Regions from separate parts of the Homo sapiens genome. Here region 2 is linked to region 1. The links are chromatin loops, found by intact Hi-C in ENCODE. Cell type or tissue: prostate gland. All regions are shown on one strand. Links, peaks and the distances in the headings refer to the core of each region. The heading gives the core; the rest is flanking DNA. Region 1 overlaps EXOSC2 (exosome component 2). Region 2 has its middle 11 kb from the start of LAMC3.

Region 1 (2,902 bases), core at 255-2,754:
CTCTGCTGCATCCTTTCTCAGTCTCCTTAATTCAGGCTGACTCCCCAGCTCTTGTTGGGACCTGCTGCTAAGTCATTTCTTTGGGTCTTGTAACTTACGGTGGCCTGTGCTTTAGACTAGGCTTTTGTTAATGGTGTTAACTTTTAGCGCAGGGAGTGGAGAAGGTGTTGTTCACGTCAAGATATTAATGACAGGCCGAGTGTGGTGACTCATGCCTGTAATCCCAGCGCTTTGGAAGGCCAAGGAGGGAGGACTGCTTGAGCCTAAGAGTTCAAGACCAGCCTGGGCAACATAGCAAGACCCCCCTCTCTACAAAAAAATTAAAAAAGAATTAGCCGGGCGTGGTGGCACATGCCTGTAGTCCTAGCTACTCAGGAGGCTGGGGCCAGAGGGTTGCTTGAGCCCAGGAGCTCAAGGCTACAGTAAGCTATGATCACACCACTGCATTCCAGCTTGGGTGACAGAACAAGACTCTGTCTCTATTTTATGTTATTTTTTAAATTTTTCTTTTTTTTTAATGACGGAGTCTTGCTCTGTTGCCCAGACTGGAGTGCAGTGGCGCGATCTCGGCTCACTGCAACGTCCGCCTCTTGGATTCAAGCAATTCTGCCTTAGCCTCCCAAATAGCTAGGATTACCGGCGTGCGTCATGCCTGGCTAATTTTTGTATTTTTAGTAGAGACAGGTTTCACCATATTGGCCAGGCTGGTCTCAAACTCCTGACCTCAGGTGATCTGCCCACCTCGGCCTCCCAAAGTGCTGGGATTACGGGCATGAGCCACCATGCCTGGCCTCTGTCTTTATTTTATTTATTTATTTATTTATTTATTTATTTATTTATTTATTTTTTTGAGACGGAGTTTCACTCTTGTTGCCCAGGCTGGAGTGCAATGGTGGGATCTCGGCTCACTGCAACCTCTGCCTCCCGGGTTCAAGCGATTCTCCTGCCTCAGCCTCCTGAGTAGCTGGGATTACAGGCATGCGCCACTATGCCCGACTAATTTTGTACTTTTAGTAGAGACGGGGTTTCTCCATGTTGGTCAGGCTGGTCTAGAACTCCTGACCTCAGGTGATCGACCTGCCTCAGCCTCCCAAAGTGCTGGGATTACAGGTGTGAGCCACCGCACCTGGCCTTCTGTCTGTATTTTTAAAAAAAAGATATTCATGACAACCAAGGGGAGAGGTAAGGTCACAGTGATGTGCTCTGGGTCAAAGATTGTTGAGCCTGGACCATTGGAGAGGGGAGGAAAAGATGGAGGTGTGGGGTCAAGGGGAGAGGCTGCAGAGGACAGGACAGTGTGTGGCCAAGGCTGCTGTTTGTTCCTTCATCACCCTGGCCAGGCTGAGGTCCAGGCAGTGTTCTCTGACGGAGCTGTCTCTTTGCACACGAGGAGCCTGAAATATGGAAAAGTAAGTCGGGCTCTTGATGTTCCTGTTTGCTGACTGAGACTACAAGGCTATTTTTGAATCCCCATAGCTCTCTGGAATTCTGGCCTAAAGAACCCCAGTAGCTAAGCATTAATAGAGGCTGGCATCCCACAAACTGATCGTGTTCCTTAAACGTAACATCAGGACGGTCAGGGTTCACAGGGTCATGGGTCAGTAGCCTTGTAAAGAACAAGTTTTATCCTTTTTCTCCAAGGAGACTGACTTTCACCAGAAGAGCCCCTCCAACTGTGGGCTGGGAGGTGCAGCTGTCTCTCTTCCTCCAGGGGGCGCTGCAGCTCAGCACTGGGGCTGAGGCTGTCCTGGGAACAAAGGCAGGCTGGGTCTGGTTAAACAGCCCTTAGACAAACGTCCAATCAGTCCAGTGGATGTTATTGCTGGCAAAGCTTGCTCTGTCATCTGAGCCTCTAAATGGAATTTCACTGCTTTTCTTGTACGAGGTTGCATTATTGAAGCTATTTACTATTTTAAGGAGAGCATACTTCCTAAAACAAATTAGGATTTACTAGTCTCTTAGCTTTATCTGGGTGAACGTTTTTATTTTCTGAGTGGAACAAAAACCTCTTCCCTTAATGGAGTGGCTGCAGACAGCCACGTTGATGTACATGGAGTAGGCAGAGGACTGCTGCAGTATGCTGACTTTCACAACCCTGGGTCCTGCGGACTCTTCCTTGGCAGGACGTGGACTTGAGCTGTCCTGCCAGGACCAGACATGGATTTGCACCCAGCTCCACCCATCTCCTTACCTACCCAGAGGCACACATCTCACAGGCAAGATGAGTGTTTGGGGTTCAGGTATGAGCTAGGGTCATGGAACAACGCAGTGCTCCTGGGCCAGCAGGAGGCTCCAGCTCACTTCCTCATTGGCTTCAGCTTCTCTAATGTCTGGCACATGAGTTCTGGCTTAGAGTGCAAGGAAGACTGCAAAGGGAAATGACAGAGAAGAGTATTGAAGGTCACCTTCTGCTGGGATGTATGAATAGCCTCTGAGTCCCAAAGCGTTCTCTGCAAAAATGTGTACTATGTGTATGCATGTAGGCGACAGCAATTATAAACAGGAAGGACACCAATTTGAATATACTTAGGATGTATATTCTGTAGTCTCCTTTTCATTCATCCCGCCAATCTTGCAGTGACCTAGCTTCGTGATATATTTCTTTAGCTAGGTCAGGGGGTTTTGGTCCAGGTTTCCCCCTCCCTGGTGAAACGGCAGAAGACCCACTTTCATGATTTGCCATGTGGTGCCTCAGTGATTCTCGGTAACAACGGCTTCATCTGGATTTACCCAACACCTGAGCACAAAGAAGAGGAAGCAGGGGGCTTCATTGCAAACCTGGAGGTGAGCAAACACTGTGGCCATTTTCAGTGGGATGGAGGGGGCTCAGTCTTTGCTGTGTTTTTGTGGCCAGTGAAGTTGGTTGTTTTTAGCTATGTTACTGGTGTAGGCTGAGTCACTT
Region 2 (2,902 bases), core at 227-2,726, 300 kb after region 1:
CTTCCCCTCCGGAGACCCTCTCCAACGCCACTCCTCTCCTTCCCGAATCAGCTCTCTCTGCCGGTGCTAAGGACAGCTCCCTGAACCCCTGAAGGAAATATTCAGGGGTCCCTGCTCCCAGAGCAATCCCAGACACAGGTGATCCTGGGGTAGGGCACAGGACCAAAGCCGCCTGTCCAGGCACACCCACCAGTGGGTCAAGGCCAGTGTGACACAGGTGCCACTTACGGACCCTAGGAACTAGTACCAGCAGGGGACCTCAAATGACATGGTGGGAGGTACTTAGGTGGCAGCAGGGCTCCACTTGGGGGAGGGATGCAGGGGCTGCCACCAGGTGTCAGGGAGAGGGGTTGGAGGTTGGGGATCTGGAGAGGGGCCCCAAAGCTCCAGGCTGCAGGGAAACTGAGGCCATGCAGCCTGTGGCTTCTGTGGGTTTCTGGTCATGTGTGTAAAGAGGGGACCCCCGGCTTCAGGGGTCAGATGTCTTGCCAGGGTGTGGGGCCCTACCAGAAGGTGCCACTCAGAACCTTCCCCTGATGGAGAGCTGGCAGCCCTCACCCAAAGACTGGCTTCCTCAGTTCTCCTGGCTCCTTCCCAGCCCTTTCCGGCAGTGCAGGTGTTTATTGTCCCCTTGTTGCCCAGATTTGGGGGGTTATTCTGAGACTTTTTTGTGGGTGCACAGACACCCCGATGCCCGGGGAGGATACTTTGCTTCCTGAATTCTGTAGACCCTCCCCGAACCCTATCCTAGGAGGAGCTGACCACAGGGATAGGAGAGACCCGGTCACATCCTGCCTTGAATGTGTCCCCAACAAACTGCTTCTCTTCCCTGGGCCTCAGTTTCCCCATTTGTACAGCCTGTGCCCTGGATCCAACCATCTTTATAGGCCCATCTTATCGGATCCCAGGCCACAGGGAAGCAGGGGATGTTTAGCCACCCCACCCACAGTGCCATCCCTTCTACTCACGCTGTCTGAACACAGCGGTCAGTCTGAGAGGCCAGTGCCCACCGGCCGCCCCATGGAGGCTGAGGGGCCTCAGGATGGGGGCCCGGGGAGTTTGTCCTCAGCAGTGGGATGGAGGGAGACCTGGCTCTGGCCCTGGGTCTGCCCACTCCCGCTGTGTGTTCCTGGGAGTCACCCCCACTCTGAGCCCCTCCTTCCCCCTTTGGGCTCCCCATAAACCTGGCTGCTCCACACTCAGCGCTGGGGCCCCGAGCGGCTGGGGAAGGGCTAGCGGGGGTCAGACGGCAGAGCCTCTTGCTCTCGGGGCCTGAGACGTGCTTGTGCCACTCACCCAGAAAGCAGCCTCGGGAAGGAGCTTTGTCCGATGGAGCTCCGCGCCCCCCTCCACGGCGCTGGTCAGCTCCCCTGCCCTGTGCAGCAATGGCCCGGGGTGTCCTAGGCCACCAGGGGCCAGAGAGGGGCCCGTCCCCGTATTGTGGCCAACATCGCCACCTGGTGGTTGGTCCCGGGTGAACTTGAGCAGCTGGACGGTGAGAGCTGGGAGGAGAAGCTGGGAAGGCAGAAGGCACGAGGTTGCTGGGAGACCTCCGCAAATGAGATCACCAGCCCAGGCAGGACGGTCCCTTCAAGGGCTGCTGCCAGGGCTGGGCGAGGTCAGTGAGCACCCAGTTGATGCCTCTTGAAGGAGCCCTCATCTCTAGCCCAGCCCCTAAAGGATCCGTCTTTGCCGGCCGCGGGGGTCTCATTCATTCCAGAAATGCTCCTGAACACCGCTCAGTGCAGGCCACGGGGACACCAGGCCGGGACACACGTGGTCCTTGTCCCCCAGGGGCTCACAACCTCCAGCCCCTGCAGACCCTCGCAGGACAAACTGCCACTGCCGAGAGGCCCACATCCTCTGGCCTCTGTGCCCTGCTCCAGCCTCACCCCACAGGACCAGCTCCCTACCCAACACTGCAAACACATGCCGACCTCCCCTGCTTGTGCACGCCTCTGGGCCTTTGCGCGTGCTCCTGCCTGGGACGCCCTTTCCTCTACTCATCCTTTACAGCTCAGCCTAAATGCTGCTTCTTCTGGGAAGCATCCTCCAGTTCCAGGCAGAACGAGCCACCCCACCCTCCTTGCACCCGTTCCAGGCACTGTCTTGTTGCATGTGTCTCGTTGCAGCGTCCAGACCTATGCATATCACGCCTCTGCCTCACTGACTGTGAGCCCAAGACAGGAGAAGTTCAACAGTGGGTAACAGTACGTTTGCCGAGGGACAAATGACCACAACTCAGTCTTATAAAACAGGTTCAAACGAGCCTTGGAATGTCATCTGGCTGTTCCCTTCTTTTCTTTAGTTAGAAAAAAGACTTTCTTTCTTTCATTCTTTTCCTTCCTTCCTTTCCTTTCTTTCTTTTTCTTTTCTTTCTTTCCTTTCTTTCTTCTTCCCTCCCTCTCCTTCTCCTCCTTCTTCTTTTCTTCTTTCTCTTTCTCTCTGTCTTTCTTTCCTTCCTTCCTTCTTTTCTTTTCTTTTTCTTCTTCTTCTTTTTTTTTTTTTTTTTTTTGAGACAGAATCTCACTCTGTTGCTCAGGCTGGAGTGCAGTGGCATGACCACAGCTCACTGGAGCCTCTACCTTCCAGGCTCAAGTGATCTTCCCACCTCAGCCTCCTCAGTAGCTAGGACTACAGGTGTGCACCACCATGCCTGGCTAATTTTTGTATTTTTTGTAGAGATAGGATTCCACTATGTTGCCCAGGCTGGTCTTGAACTCCTGGGCTCAAGCAGTCCACCAGCCTCGGCTTCCCAAAGTGTTGAGATTACAGGCATAAGCTACCACTTCTGGCCAATCAGACTATTTTTTAATGAACGCTTTTCCTCTCTAACCAGACCATGGGCTCATAGAGAGCAGGATCTTGTGGGAATTATAGCAATAACAATTTATGGAGCACT

The links. Peaks named below come from ENCODE experiments on the same cell type or tissue, not always from the same donor. Only the 100,000 strongest peaks of a DNase experiment are listed, where the experiment ranks them.
Region 2: a loop joins it to region 1, with 5 times the contacts of the local background. A loop is called at or near these places in 46 of 110 quality-filtered maps.

The regions. Positions count from the first base shown.
Region 1 is chr9:130,699,527-130,702,428 of GRCh38, forward strand. EXOSC2 (exosome component 2) reads left to right here. Exons shown (of 9, transcript NM_014285.7): 6 at 1,341-1,409; 7 at 2,608-2,784. Among named protein-coding and RNA genes, the nearest start is that of EXOSC2, 7.2 kb to the left of the region's middle. In prostate gland, for the core only: a CTCF peak has its summit at 1,712 (motif pointing right); a DNase peak (open chromatin) is centred at 1,735; H3K27ac peaks cover 740 bases.
Region 2 is chr9:130,997,041-130,999,942 of GRCh38, forward strand. No RefSeq gene overlaps it. Among named protein-coding and RNA genes, the nearest start is that of LAMC3, 11 kb to the right of the region's middle. RefSeq lists a silencer at 1,342-1,401 and an enhancer at 1,512-1,561. In prostate gland, for the core only: a CTCF peak has its summit at 1,464 (motif pointing left); a DNase peak (open chromatin) is centred at 1,449.